Linked DNA regions of Mus musculus: regions 2 and 3 are each linked to region 1. A link is a loop called in an ENCODE intact Hi-C map of the cell type or tissue named here. Cell type or tissue: left cerebral cortex. All regions are shown on one strand.

Region 1 (5,000 bases):
AGCTGTCTTCTGACACTACTATCTGAAGAGGGCATCAGATCTCATTACGAGTGGTTGTGAGTCACCAGGTGTTTGCTGGGATTTGAACTCAGGATCTTTGGAAGAGCAGTCAGTGCTCTTACCTGCTGAGCCATCTCACCAACCCCCTCAACAAGAATTTGATTATAAAAATTGAACCCTAAAAATACATTATAAATTTAACTACATTCTTATTTTAAATTGGTTGTTCTAAATGTAAGAATTTAGAAATTACAAATTCCTTGAGACTGTTTTTTGTTTTTCTCTGCATAGTTTTTTTTTTTTTTTTAATTGACATTTAATACTTTTAAAACAATCATGGGGTTGGAGGCTGGGAAGATGGCTCAGCGGGTAAGAGCACTGACTGCTTTTCCAGAGGTCCTGGACTTAAATCTTGCACCCACATGGCAGCTCACAACTGTCTGTAACACAAGCATACATGCAGTCATACAAGCATAAACGCCAATGCACATAAAATAAAAATAAATAAATTAATGAAAAATTCATGGTCTCTAGAAGCAAATTAAGTTTTAAGAGCAAGGCTGACTATTGTGGTCTGCTTTTTCTTGCTTTGACTTCTTAAATTATCCCAAATATAGGAATGATTTTTTTTTTTCCAAGTCGGGGTTCTTTGTAAAGGCCTGGCTCTCCTGGAACTTGATCTGAAGACCAGGCTGGCCTCGGCCCCTGCGTGCTGGGAGTACAGGCATGCACTACTACCTCTGGGCTAGGAATTTTTAAAATTTGTTAGCGCTAAGGAAAATCCACTAGGATTTTTTTCATTATTATTATTTTACTTTGGGCAACAGTACAATTCTTGATCCATTGTGGGTGTGATCTTACAGTCAGATTCGCCAAGAAGAAAACAGGAAAGTAATTACACACTAGCTAAGCTGATACTTTTAGAACCTTTAGAGCAGAAACTGTAGTCTTTTTTTTTTTTTTTTGCAAAGAGACTGAAGCAGGAATATTTCAAGATCAAAGCCAGTCTGGACTACTTAGAAAATTTCAGGATAGCCCAGGTACTTCTTGATTGCATTGTAACCAAATAAATTTTGTTGTTGTTTGTTTTAAAGGCTATGGGGATATAGCTTGAGAAGAGTGGCTGTTTAGAATGTCAGGGTTTTGATTTTATGTAGGCTCATGTCCATACTTCAACACATCAAATTTATACAATTGAAAAATCAGACCAAATGAAGAGGAACCACAAGGCACAAGGTGTGAGTTCATTAAATTTTACAAAAGTTCCAGTTAAGTTCTGTAATGAGATAAAATTTAAGTATTATATAATTGGTCAGACAAATTTTTCTGACCAATTAATTGCCTGTCTTGGCAGAGACAGTGAACTTAAACAGCTTTTCTCACGTTTGAATGTCTGGGAAAACAATATTTTCTGACACGTAAGAACCATAAGAAATTACAGGGCTGATGTCTTTACCTAGTTCTATTGCTGTCCACACCATCACGACTATCTAGGCTGCTGAGGCTCTAAAGAACTTCAGAACAAATGTCACCCCCGCCCCCCCCACACACACTTTTTTTCCCAGAGACTTTGTATTATTCGATTTTAGTGCCCCGTACGGCTCACACTTTGAATCGGAAACACGAAATCCTAATTTTACAGGCTTTTCTCCATATAGCGTAAATTACACGAATGACCAAGGTGACAACATGCAATGATGGCAAGTGGTTTGCTTTTCAATGCCCTATTTAAGAAATAAAAATAAAAATAAGAAAGCCCAAACCAAGCCATCGAAAGGATTTCCAATTCCTTGATTTCAAAGGAGACAACCATGTATGCTGTCCTCCTGATTGAGGAGGCAGAAGCTGGAGTTAACTCGTTGGTATTTCGTTTTTAGATTTCGGGAGGAGAGTTTTTTATACAGGGAGAAAGAAGGAACAGGCAGAGGAAGGCCTTGTCGGTTTGGCAGCAGCCGGTCTTGCTCTGCTAGGAGGGGTTTGGACACAGCCCGGTTTTGTGTGAGCCGGCGGCTGTCACGCTGGGGACTCAGCGGGGACCCGCGTGGGGAAGAAGGCGTTCCTGATCCGCATCCTGATCCGCTCGGCGACCGCGCCACCGGGTGCAGTAGCTGCGGCGGCGGAAGCGCGTGGTCTCCCGGGTCCGCCGCAGGGCCGTGGTTTCTCCCGGGGCACAGAGCCCTGGCTGAAGCCGGAGCAGCCATCTTTCACCCGGGCACGGCCTGTGCGGCCTCCCGCCCGCGAGCCACACCCCCGCGTGGGCCTGCGCCCTCGCCACTCACCGGCCGCATCACTGGACTCTGGCCCGGTGCGGCTGGAGTCGCCGAACACGGTGAGGCTGAGGTTGCTCAGGCGCTGGCGAACAGGGTCCGGCAGCTCCATGCCTGGCCTGCCCGCTGGCCTCTCACACACCCGCTAGTCGGCGGGCACAGCGGCGCGTGGCGGTTCCCTTGGCAACCGGGCAGTGCGGGGCCCCTAGGGACCTGGTACCTGGGCTTCCCCGAACGCTACAGAATCCTCCAGAGGCTTCCCCTTGGAGAGGCGAGCCAGGGCCACGGGCCCGCAGCCTAACGTGGCCTAGTGCTGCTGAAAATGGCGGGTTCCTCCGTCTTGCTTTAAAGCCGCGTCGTCTTAAGATGATCACAAGTAATAAGCCATTCGGACCTGGGCTGAGCCACAAGGAGCTCTCACACCATAGCAATTCCTCTGCAAAATTGGTGCACCATTTCTTGAGGGAAATGGAAAACGAACATAGATATTTTAAAAAAATGCCCTTGACATTCTTTTTATTATTATTAGATATTTTCTTTATATACATTTCAAATGCTATCCCGAAAGTTCCCTATACCCTCCCTCTGCCCTCCTCCCCTACCCACCCACTCCCACTTCTTGGCCCTGACATTCCTCTGTACTGGGGCATATAAAGTTTGCAGTACCAAGGGGCCTCTCTTCCCAATGATGGCCAACTAGGCCATCTTCTGCTACATATGCAGCTAGAGACATGAGCTCTGGGGGTACTGGTTAGTTCATATTGTTGTTCCACCTATAGGGTTGCAGACCCCTTCAGCTCCTTGGGTGCTTTCTCTGGCTTCTCCATTGGGGGCCCTGTGTTCCATTTTATAGATGACTGTGAACATCCACTTCTGTATTTGCCAGGCACTGGCATAGACTCATATGAGACAGCTATGACAGGGTCCCTTCAGCAAAATCTTGCTGGCATATGCAATAATGTCTGGGTTTGGTGGCTGATTATGGGATGGATCTCTGGGTGGGGTATTCTCTGGAAAGTCCATCCTTTCGTCTTAGCTCCAAACTTTGTCTCTGTAACTCCTTTCATGGGTATTTTGTTCCCTATTAGAAGGAGGAATGAAGTATCCACCCATTGGTCTTCCCTCTTCTTGATTTTCTTGTGTTTTGCAAATTGTATCTTGGGTGTTCTATGTTTCTGGGCTGATATCCACTTATCAGTGAGTGCATATCTAATGACTTCTTTTGTGATTGGGTTACCTCACTAAGGATGTTCCTCAGAAAATTGCCCTTGACATTCTTAAGAGGGTGGATGAGCCAAGCATACCTGCTTCAGAAGACAGGGAAATAACTTAAAAGTATTGAAAGCAGTTGTTTCTGGAATATAGGTGATTTTAAAACTAAAAATATCAGCCTTTCCCTGCTTTCTCTTAAGACATATCATTTTAGCATTTAGAAGGCAGAGACAGGAGATCTCCAGTTTAAGGTTAGCCTGGGATACATTGCAAAATCCTCAAAAACCAAAACAAACCATTAGGTGTAATAGACATAAAGAAAAGCACAGTCGGATGTATTAGGTCCCAGGTCAGTCAACAGTATCATCATCTCCAGGAGCTACCCTTTCTCAGTTGCTTGTGAAGCAGTGGCCTGTTTTATACTTTATAGTAGACTGATTGCACATTCAAGTTTAAAAAGAAAATCTGACTTTGCTGTCAACATTTTTTATGAATTTTCTTTCATGTTGATAAGTTCCTGTGTAATTTCTACTTAGGAGCAGTTATGACAAGTGCCACTCTTGGTGAAAATGCTTGTTGATGAACATACATGTTTATGTTGAGTATAACATACACATTTATGTAGAGTGTAACCTACATGTTTATGTTGAAACATACATGTTTATGCCAGTGTAACATGTTTATGTCGAATGTGTCCGGGGAAGTGCTGAGGCAAGTGGTATGTAAGACCAATTTTATTGGGATCTGCCAAGGCTTTCTCAAAGAGGTTTCAGCAAACTCTCCAGCTATATTCGAACATTCCTGTCACTCTGTGAGCTTTACCAAGACTTATATTCCACTCTTCCCTTTTAATCTTTCTGGTAAAGGGTTCTGGGCCTAGAGATATCTCAGTGGTTGCCAACACTCATTGATCTTGCAGAGGACCCAAGTTCATTTCCCTTTACCCACATGGTGACTCACAACCATCTCTAACTCCATCAGAAATCTCTTTCTGATCTCCAAGGGCATCGAACACACAAGTGGTGTACAAACAAAACTTCAGGCTAAATTCGTGTAAAATGAATAAATCCAATTTTAAAAGTCAAGATCATGGCAAGCAGTAACATTTTACAATTCTTTTCATAAAATATAGTTCTTGTTCTGAAGGGAGTAAGAAAGAATCTATTCTGAGCTAACTATGAGTGCCTGTAGCCTGGTAACGTGGATTCAGGTCATCCTAATAATGTTTGTACTATTAGAGAATGCAAGATAGCCATAATGCATCTACTAAATACATTACTGGCGATGTTGGGTAGGCAGGTCATAGCAAAGCAGGGACATCTCTGCCACAGGCCTCACATGCTGGGAGTTTCCAGAGTATGTGTTGTGCATTGGGTTCATTGCTATTTGTGTCGATTCAGCTCCCAAAATGTCTGTGCTGAGGCTCCCTGCCCCAACTTGGCTCTGATTAGGAAATAAAGTTGCCATCGGCCAATGACTGGGCAGGGAGACAGAACTTTAGATTTCCCAGGCAAGGAAGCA
Region 2 (5,000 bases), 72 kb before region 1:
CTTCAATCCTGAGAGTTCCAGAAGGATGTCTCCCTACACAGCACTAGGGACAGCATGTCAGAGAACCAGTCCAACTCCACCCCGTCCCCACCGGGCCAGCTGCTGGGAGTGTCACGGCCTTCTGAGGGTCTTTTGCTGACTAGACATCTGCCTCATACCTATCCTAGCACACATTGGGCACACCCATACCTTGTGATGGTGCATGGTGATGAGCAGGTGGACAGACAATGGCCACACATTTTCAGACAGTTTCAGGAAGCAAGGGCTGGAGCCCAGTAGACAGAGAACATAGCAGAAAAGGAACGGACTTAGTTATCTGTTAACATCCAAAAGGGATCAGAAAGGCATGCTTGGTTGTGTGGGAAAGCTTTTGCTTGCTTTGGAAACGTGTACTAAGGGAGAGGTCTAGACCTAGGCTGATCACTTCAGAAAGTGTAGAAGTGGGGGTGGAGGTGGGCACCTCACGGCAGGTGTACAGAAGGATTGGGAACTTCAGTGGCCTGGGGTTGTCATACTGAAGACAGAGAGGTTGTTGGAAAGGAGTGGCCTTCATTGGTGGTTTTTTGGATGAGCCACCTGTCAGGTCTCAAGAACTCTCAGAAAGATCCTTACTTTACTTCTTCCGTGTGAAATCAAGAAAAGGGGGTGGGGGGAAGAAAAGAAAAGAAAAATCCTGATTTTCTTTTAATAGTAATCAAAACTTCCAAAATAGTTGGTTTTTTTAAGTCCATTTCTTTAATAATACAATTAGGTGTATAGGGATATTTAAATGTGACCTACATCTGGCAAGTACAGCTCTAAAATGTTTGCAGTCACAGTGTCTTATGTCCATGGCCTGTGACCACTCTCCCAGGGCTCACCCACAGTCTGCTCTTCTCTCTGAGTCTTTCTACAGGCCAGGAAGCTTGGTGGCATTCCTGCAAAGATGGTAGCAGGTGGGACCTTAGCGGAATTCAACAGGAGACAATAAATCTGGAGCTAGGTGGTGAGACAGTAGGGTAAGGTCCCTGTGCCTGCCTCTGAGAAGCTCTGTGATCCTGGGAAACCAGGCTGAGGGCAGATTGGAGTGCTCTGGGGCTGGAAGCTTGATAGAGTTGCCCAGCACAGGTCTTTATGTCCCATATCTCAGAACACTCCCCTATGCCTACAGGCTAACAAGGAGACCCTGGCCATTCAGCCTAGCAGGAGGCTCTGATAGGTGATTTCCTCCTTCTACTCATCCTTGGCCCTTATTTACCACCCCACTGGTCTTGGAAACAGTCTTTGTACTATAAAACGATGATAATGAAATGAATAACAACAACCTATCTTTACATCATCTTTCTACCCTGCTGCTCATCATAATCATTTGGAAAAAAAAAAGATCAAGTGCCTTGGCCCCACCTATGTAAAGGACTATGTAAAGTCCCTGTGCAGTGAATCGAGAGCCACTACCTAGGCATGAGGATGACAGGGGGAAACAATGGGAAGGGGCTGCTGAGCTGAGTGTAGTCCCTCGATGGTTTCTGCTGATAGCCAGATCAGGGCTGTTTGCTTGCGGCTGGCTGGCAGAGGACAGGAACCCACAGGTCCTAAGCAGATACTCTGGTGAAATAGGTTTCAGTCCCTTGGGACTTCATGGCCTGCCTCCAAGGGCACTGTGTGGGGGCAGCACAGCAGGGGAAGTGTGGACAGCCAAGGGCAGAGATCCTCAGTGGTGGGCCCGAGGGAGGCAAGGGCTCCCTGCCCGCCCATTTCCAGCCTCTTGACCCAGCTTCAACAGCGCTCCTGCTGTTCCCGCGCCTCTCCTCGCCAGTCCTAGGTCTCCCAGTTTGTCACTCCCATAAGAGAAATTAACAGTTTGCCAGTCTGCATATAAACAGGAAAGCAGGCTGTTAACAGGAGCTTCCTACCCTGCTGCCAAGCCCAAGCCCAGTGTCCTCCCCTCCCCAGCCTGTCAATTGTGACGAGGAGAAAAGGAAGAGATGTGACAGCGACGTTCTCTGGACGCTGGCTGGGCTCCCTGAATGCGTTTGTGTGTGGGAAGGGGGTGGGGGTGGGGTGGGAGCTGACAGCTGGGTCTGCAGCTGGCTGGTTTCGCCTATTTTTGTTGTTGTTGTTGTTGGGGGTGGGGGGTGGGGGCGGCTGGCTGCTGATTAAATCAGAAACAAAGCACTACCACATTGATGGCTGTGCACACCAATGCTGTTGAGCTGCAGAGAACAATTAATTGCCATATCATAGGATGTGTGCGTGAGGTCAGGAAGGCAGTTGGGAAATGTAAAAATGCAGCGAAAAGTGTGTGCTTGTGCTCATTAGAAGCCTGCTTTCTATAGGCCCCAAGACCTCAGTGGTGACAGAGGCCCAGTTACCTCCTGCAGCCATCTCAACTGGGGTGGTCTGGCATGCCGATGAGCTACAGATGGGTCACACACTGCCAACAAGTCAGGGAGCCTCTCGGCTTTGGCAGATTCATCCATTCACTAGAAACCACAGTGCAAAAGATGCTCGTCTTCTCTGTAGGTTGAAATATGAAGAAGAGCTGCCTCTTCAAGGTTAGTTGTGGCCTCTATCTGGTATCATACAGGTCAGAGTCTGATTTTTAATTTATTTTATTTTATGTGTGTAAGTGTTTTGCTTGCATGTATGAGTGGGATCATGGTGACAGTGAGGGTCAAAAGACATTATCTCATTCTGTGGAGCCGGAGTTAAATATGGCTCCAGGTGGGTGCTGGAAACCAAAGCCAGGTCCTTTGCAAGAGCAACAAGTGCTCTTAACCGCTGAGCTGTCTCTCCAGCACCATATTAAAAATTTGTGCAAATGCATGTGCTCACACATCCACATGTATGTGAGTGTGTGTTGGCACATGGGCATACCCGTGTGTGAGAAAGTCAAGGGACTACATTGGCTGTTATTCCCAGTATCATCATCCACTTCCTCTGAGACATGGCCTCTTAGTAGACTTGTGTTGGAGTGATGTTTTTATGCACTGTGTAAAGATTGTCTCTGTATTACACAAGGCTGATTTCTGAACCTGCAGAGGTCCGATTACAGGCTGGACTTGGTATTGTTAAGCATCGTCTGTCTTCGTGATTTGTAAACACTCTCTCACTCATTCTGATTGGTTTATTAAAAAGCTGATGGCCCATAGCAAAGGCAGGAAGTAGAAGGTGGGACTTCCAGGAAGATCAGAACTCTGGGAGAGAGTTAGATTAGCCAGGGAGATGCTGAGAAGGAAGCAGGCTGGAACTAAGACAGAGAAGTAACTAATGAGCCATGTGACAGAATTTAGAATAAGTTATGAGCTAGTCGGGAACAAGCCTAGGCATAAGACCTAGGCATTAATAATAAACATGTCTCCATGTCCTTATTTGGGAGCTGGTAGTCCCAAAGAAAATGCCATAACAGACTTGAGCTCACCAGTGAACCTCAGAGATCTTCCAGTTTGTGCCTCTCCAGCACTGAGAATCAAAGTCAGGACCTTCAGTGCTTCATTGAAAGAGTTTCTCCCCAGCCTCAAGCTCTATTTTTTTTTTTTTTTTTTTGGTCTGGTGTTATTAGACGCGTTCTCACGACCGGCCAGGAAGAACACCACAGACCAGAATCTTCTGCGGCAAAGCTTTATTTCTTACATCTTCAGGAGCAAGAGTGTAAGAAGCAAGAGAGCAAGAAGCAAGAGAGAGAAGCAAGAGAGCGAGAAAAGCAAGAGAGAGAGAAAACGAAACCCCGTCCCTCTTAAGGAGCATTCTCCTTCGCCTCGGACGTGTCACTCCCTGATTGGCTGCAGCCCATCGGCCGAGTTGACGTCACGGGGAAGGCAGAGCACAAGTAGTCATAAGATACCCTTGGCACATGCGCAGATTATTTGTTTACCACTTAGAACACAGCTGTCAGCGCCATCTTGTAACGGCGAATGTGGGCGCGGCTCCCAACATCTCCCCCTATCCTTTTAATAAGAGCAAATAGGCCACCCATATTAATGAGAGTGGAGATAGAGGTCAAATCCCCAGTGTGTAGGTAAAGGAGCCATGTACAGGATTAGCTCTTAGGCTTACAGGCTTTTACCCAGAGCGACCCTGACCTGCTCCCGTGTCGTTTTGCCTGGGGGAAGGGAACTAGGACACTGAACCTTCATGAAAGATGACATGTCTCCCTAGAATAGGCTCATATATGCCGCAGAGCCTTTCCATTGCAGTGCTTAGCCTTGCAACTCTCTCGGGCTGCTGAAGCACACTCACTCTATCCCGTGCAATGAGACTAGCCTCGTGGGATATAAGAGCTGAGTGGCCAGCGACCTATTGCCTAAGCATAGATATATCAGGGGAAGCTCCATGTTCTAGTCCTGCAAGCGCCTGGGCAATAACCACCTTGTCTCTCCTAGTTTAGGCCTTAAGCTTACAGACCAATCAAAGAAGCAACACTAATCCACAGCAAAGTGTATCTCCAAATAATATTAATCCCACCCATTTTTTAAAGAAAGAAAATGCTGAGGAGATCCAATTGGGTAATCCTTTGGTCAGGGACAGGTCCAAGCGCGTGGAGTTGACCTGAAGTCTCAATTCCCGAAGGATCTGTTCAAATTCAGCCATCCAATTCTGTAACATATACTGAAAAAGACTTTTTGACAAATTAGCTGCCCTAGTAAATTTAACATACTGAATGGAAATAACACACAATTCCGGAAACTTTTGTTCACATCCCAGCTGAGTTATTTGTCATAATACATCTAGTTGTATCTGGACAAGATCTATGAGTTGATTAACCAGCATGAGACCTCTCTGTATCTTGACATTAGCTGAGGCCTGTTCATCTATGACTGTAGTCACTGAGGCTGACAAAGTGTTAATGGTGTCAGTCGTCTGGACCTGTCCAGACAGAGCCAAGGCTGTCTGAATTAAGGCCAAACCCAGTTCCTAGTTAGTGGTAAAAAAGCAGGAGAATACTTGAGCATTATACATCACCGTCATTGGGAGTGGAAATGTCGACATTATCCCCCAACGCTGCTCTCTTTTTATTATTG
Region 3 (5,000 bases), 290 kb after region 1:
CATTCAGTTGGGTGCTGGGGTTAGAGGTGGCCATTCAGTTGGGTGTTGGGGTTAGAGGTGGGCATTCAGTTGGGTGCTGGGGTTAGAGGTGGGCATTCAGTTGGGTGCTGGGGATCAGAACTACAGTCCATGTTTGAGTAGCAGGTGCTTCAGCTGTTGAACTGTCTTGCCAGCCCAAGAATTAGGACAACTGTCATAAATTATGAACCACCTAATGCCAAGGAATGTCGTGTAAATCTAAACCTGGAACAAAATGCTGTATGCACTCACTGGGAAGATAGATTAGAAGTTAGGCAGATCATCTGTTTCAGTTTTAAGATGGGTTTAAACAGTCAAAAATAGATTTGAGAATCTTCTTCTTTATCTATGCAGATGTTTTAACTCTATCAAAGTGTGTTAACTCTTTCCTCTAGAAAGTTCAGGTTCACTTTATACAACACCAACAGGGACACTTGTTGGTTAAGTGAGTCTAATGTAGGCAACCTTTTTTTCTACTTATCCTCTCTGTCCACTATATCATTGTTTCATTATGACAAAATAACTTCGCAGTGCATAATTACTGATTATAGCTAAACCTGGTGCTCATTGCAAGTCCTGATGAATGCAAGAAAAGACCCCTCAGCAGTCTCCTGGAACTGTGCTGAAGGAAAGGACGGTATGAGAACACCATGCTGTCACAGGGGTAGGTCTGCCGGGCAGTGGGAACACCATGCTGTCACAAGGGCAGCCCTGCTGGGCAGTGGGAACACCATGTTGTCACAGGGGCAACTCTGCCGGGCAGTGGGAACACCATGCTGTCACAGGGCAGCTGTGCTGGGCAATGGCTGCTTCGTTTACATCGATATTTATTTTCCATTGTCTCTTTAAAACAACTTTTTGTTTGAGATTTTTATTTTCCAAAACAAAGCTTATCTGTGTATTCCTAGTTGTAGATCATGCTGGCCTGGAAGTCAGTGATGGGATTAGAAGCATGTACTACTTGCCTGGATAAAACCACTGTGTTTTAACTTTGCCTGTGCCAGTGTAACTGATACAGGTCAGTCTGGTCTACTCTGTTGTTTTCATAAGTGAGTTCTTGAACCTCTCTAAGGTTCATAATAAGTGGGCTTGAACTTCTAAGGCCTTTTAATGCTTTGGTCTGTTAGTGTAATTATATAACTAGGTTTTCATACATTGGCGAAATAGTCACTTTGAAAGATGATATATGCTTTAGGAACAAGTTATAAAAGTAAATTAAAAATCACAGTCAAATCTGGAGTCAAATCCTACATTCACCTCTAAAACATAGAAAAATTAGATTGAGAACATTTTGGATTCACAATGCATTTCTGTTGTCTTTGTTTCATTTAAAGTAAATTAAAATTTACTATGTTATATTGTGGGTGTTGGTAATATTTAGGAAACAAAAAGTTAACAACACTAAGCTAAGAAACTGTGTAAAGCCCTAATGAAGTTCATTAATAAGCACTAAACACAATTTTGTCGTCAGTGTTCTTCTATTATTGCCCACTTCCCTCTTCCAGTCAGATCACAGAAGAGGGATTCTGTTGTAAACATGTAATAACCAAGCCCATCTCATGGGCCATCTGATTAACCAACGAGACAATTACTAGCCTGATCTTAGACCTTTTCTTTTAAACCCAAAATCAATAAGTTTGCTCTACCTAACATCTAACCAGGCATTTCTAACTTTGAAATTAACACACGGAGCAGTATTCATCCATGTGCTCAGCAGTAAGTATTCATGGACCATGTAGTGTGTTGCACTGTCCAGGCACTGGAACTAAAGCTGTCTATGAAGCAGGTAGAAGAGCTCTTCCTCATTCTTCTAAGGTGGAAAGAAAGAATAAAACTTAGTGAAACATAAGTCGTCAAAAGAAACAGACGTTAAACATAAACATATAGTGTGTTATGTTAGTGAGTCTCATCCTTTAAAGGCCTCCAAAAAGAATTTAGTATTCTTATCAATTAAAATATTTTAATAAGAAAGTTGGTAATATATTTTATAAGATGGGAAAATTTTGCAATTTGGGGACGTTGCATAAATCTTTTCCTGAGTTGTAGCTCCCCCTAGTGGTAAGTGATAGATTTGACTGGCCTGGAAATAATGTAATTTCTGTAGGTAGGTTATCATGAAGCATCTTTGTCTATGCATAAGCTTACACTTTAAATTGCATCAACATTTTATATAAAATATTTAGCTAAAGTGCTAAATTCTATTGTAAAATATGGATTTTGGTTGCAAGTCAGTTAATACATTTTCCTGATACTGAAGGGCAGGTATCAGAAAAAGAAACTAAAAATCCTTTTGACTTTGAAAGTGTTTCAAGATGTAATGAGTTCTTAGAATTGTTTTTATTTTTTTTTGAAACAGTCTGTCAATATTTTAGTCTTTTCTTGAACTCATGGTATTCTTCCTGTCTGGTCTTCCTGCATGCTGAAATTCCAGGTATAGTCTACCATTCCTGGCTATAATATTAAACTTATACTAGATACTAAATATCCCATTAAAACGAAGTCTCAAGTATACCACCCTTACAAGTCTGCTGGGGACATCCACCCTAGCAGGTGCTATGTGGAGTGCTTTATACTGTATCTCATTTTCTCAGTGCAGTAGATTATGGGTTAGACATGTAGCCCTACTTTAAAAATATTGACACCTAAAGAAGGTGAAGGATCTACTAAGAGTTATGTGGTTAACACGTTAGGATTTCATTCAGTCTCATTTTTCTCCAGGGTCTTTTTCTTAATGCCTGACTCAGTAGTTGCCTCCCTGAATGGTAGAGGTGATAGGTCACTTGGGGTGGGAGTGTGTGGATATTTCATTTGGTAATATGTTTGCTGTATAGACCTGAGGATCTAGGACCTGAGTTTGGATCCCTAGAATCATGAAAATTGGGGCAGCATGTGCCCAGTGCCTGTGGTGCTCGGTGCCTGCAGTGCCCAGTGCCTAGTAGGTAGACACAAGCTGACTACTGGAGCTCTCTGGACAGTCTGCTGGACCAGACTGCGAGCACTGGATTTCAGTGAGAGACCTTGTCTCTATAAATAAGGTGCAGAACAATTGAGGAAAACGCTTGCTTTTGACCTCTGGCCCCCACATGCATGCATATGAATACATATCATAAACACCTATCATCTGCATACAAACACACTAAAAATCAGAGATTGAAGAATCAGAGGACTTTTTAATTGGCCATCTTTAGCGGTAAATCTGTGAGGAAGTATATATTAGATTTTAAAAGGTAGGCTTTTAATATTTATATTAGATTCAGAAGCTATTTGGAGTAATTACTTGGTTGTTATTAGACAGTGTGAAATGGAGTTTTGGGATTTATTACTCATAGAAATTCATTTTCCTTGAGGTAATCTTTTTTATGTAATGCATTTTATATGTAATGAATTTCATACAAAATTCCCAATTTTGTATGTCTGAGTTTGCTTCTTGGAACTGAAAAGCTACTTGTATACAAACAAAACTTTTCAGGCAAGTCTACCACAAGCTGTGTGGCAGTAGATATATGATGTAAATTGTTTTTGTTGTTGTCATTTGAGACAAGATCTCTCTACATGGCCCTGGCTGTCCTAGAACTCAGTATATAGATCAGGCTTACCTTCGGCTTACAGAGCTCCACCAGCCTCTGCCTCCTGAATGCTGGGGTCAAAGGTCTGCACTGCCATGCCCGGCTTGTGATTTAATTTTTATAGTATCTGAGTATTCAATTATACAATGCTGGAGTTGATGTCTCCTTTTTAGGTTATTAAGGATTAGAAAAAACATATATAAAGCATATGAAGGTGTGTGTGTGTGCATGTGCACACACGTACACATGCATATATAAAACTTTCTTTTCTTGAGAGCTTTAAAACAAAAAACCCTAGATTTCTAAATTAATAATTTCAAATTAAATTTTTTCTACTTCTTTTATTTATGTGTTCCATAATTTCTAGACCTTATCTTTAACTAAAGAGCTGATAGTCTCACTAAGATTTTCACCCTTTGGTTACATCTGTCTCCTTATAAATTAAGAAGTGGCTTTAAAGTAAGTGTGCTGAGAACTCGTTAGTGTCTAGCATTGTACCTTTGTGTGTGACCATTTACAATACAACACATGGACGTACTTCAAAACATGAGTCTGAATTGTCTTTATTTGGGATATTTGCATCTCATTTATCCATTCCTAGTGTAATGAGAAATGCCTAGTTCGGGTCAGTGTTGCCATTGTTAGTCTGTGATTAGTGTTGTGTCAGAGCATTTTTTAAAGAATAAAAACTTTTTGGACATTTTTTTATAACCCAACTAAATTCAGATGTAATATATTTGAACATACAGATTTTAGTTTAGCTAAATGTTTTTGTTCTTTTAATATCGCTTGGTTTTGAGTGAACTGAAAAAAAATGTATAATGATAAACCAATCTAGTTGAATTCGCTCATTTAATGTGTGCTTTCTGTTCACCCAGACATGGTTTTCCCTGATACTTTTTTTTTTCTATGAAATTGGGATAGTCACACATCTACAGTGTCTAGCATCTCTAGCTGTAGAGTGAATGTTCTTAGTGATATAAAATACTGTATCTGCTTTAAGCCAAGGCAGCCTTGTGTTTGGTGATATAGAGTAGCTTGTTCGCAAGAAGCTTACTAATAAGGGCCTAGCTAGGGATTCCAGGAAAAGGACGCTCAGGAGCGTTAAAGAACAACAAAGATGGGAGAAGCTAGGAAAGGCTTCCTAGAGTAAGTGGCTACTGAGTTCATCTTTCAAGAAAACAAAAACAAAAACAAAAAACAAGTTAGGCAAATGAGATTCTAAGCAGAGGGAAGAAGAGTCAGCACAGAAAGGGCAAAAGTTCCAAAGGGGAGAGATAATTGGTAGGAAACAAAAGTGACTCAGAGAAAATAGCTCTCCAACTAGTGATCCGCAGGCACCTTCTGTGTGTGTGTGTGTGTGTGTGTGTGTGTGTGTGTGTTACACTGTTAACCCATGGATTTCATAGTGCAGTT

What was found. Hi-C counts contacts between places; a loop is a spot of excess contacts. Peaks named below come from ENCODE experiments on the same cell type or tissue, not always from the same donor. Only the 100,000 strongest peaks of a DNase experiment are listed, where the experiment ranks them.
Region 2: it touches region 1 in a loop (2.7-fold over the local background); 3 of 42 quality-filtered maps call a loop at or near these places.
Region 3: it touches region 1 in a loop (4-fold over the local background); 13 of 42 quality-filtered maps call a loop at or near these places.

The regions. Positions count from the first base shown.
Region 1 is chr11:22,509,863-22,514,862 of GRCm38, reverse strand. Tmem17 (transmembrane protein 17) reads right to left here and starts at 2,580. Exons shown (of 4, transcript NM_153596.3): 1 at 2,280-2,580. The coding sequence starts at 2,379. In left cerebral cortex, a CTCF peak has its summit at 2,413; DNase peaks (open chromatin) are centred at 1,484 and 2,128; H3K4me3 peaks cover 1,582 bases; H3K27ac peaks cover 1,701 bases.
Region 2 is chr11:22,581,566-22,586,565 of GRCm38, reverse strand. Gm51939 (a long non-coding RNA gene) reads left to right here and starts at 2,119. Exons shown (of 3, transcript XR_003949864.1): 1 at 2,119-2,534. In left cerebral cortex, no CTCF peak of the experiment used is centred here; a DNase peak (open chromatin) is centred at 1,898; H3K27ac peaks cover 264 bases.
Region 3 is chr11:22,222,896-22,227,895 of GRCm38, reverse strand. All of the region lies in intron 5 of Ehbp1 (EH domain binding protein 1), which reads left to right. Among named protein-coding and RNA genes, the nearest start is that of Ehbp1, 61 kb to the left of the region's middle. In left cerebral cortex, a CTCF peak has its summit at 2,080 (motif pointing left); a DNase peak (open chromatin) is centred at 2,068.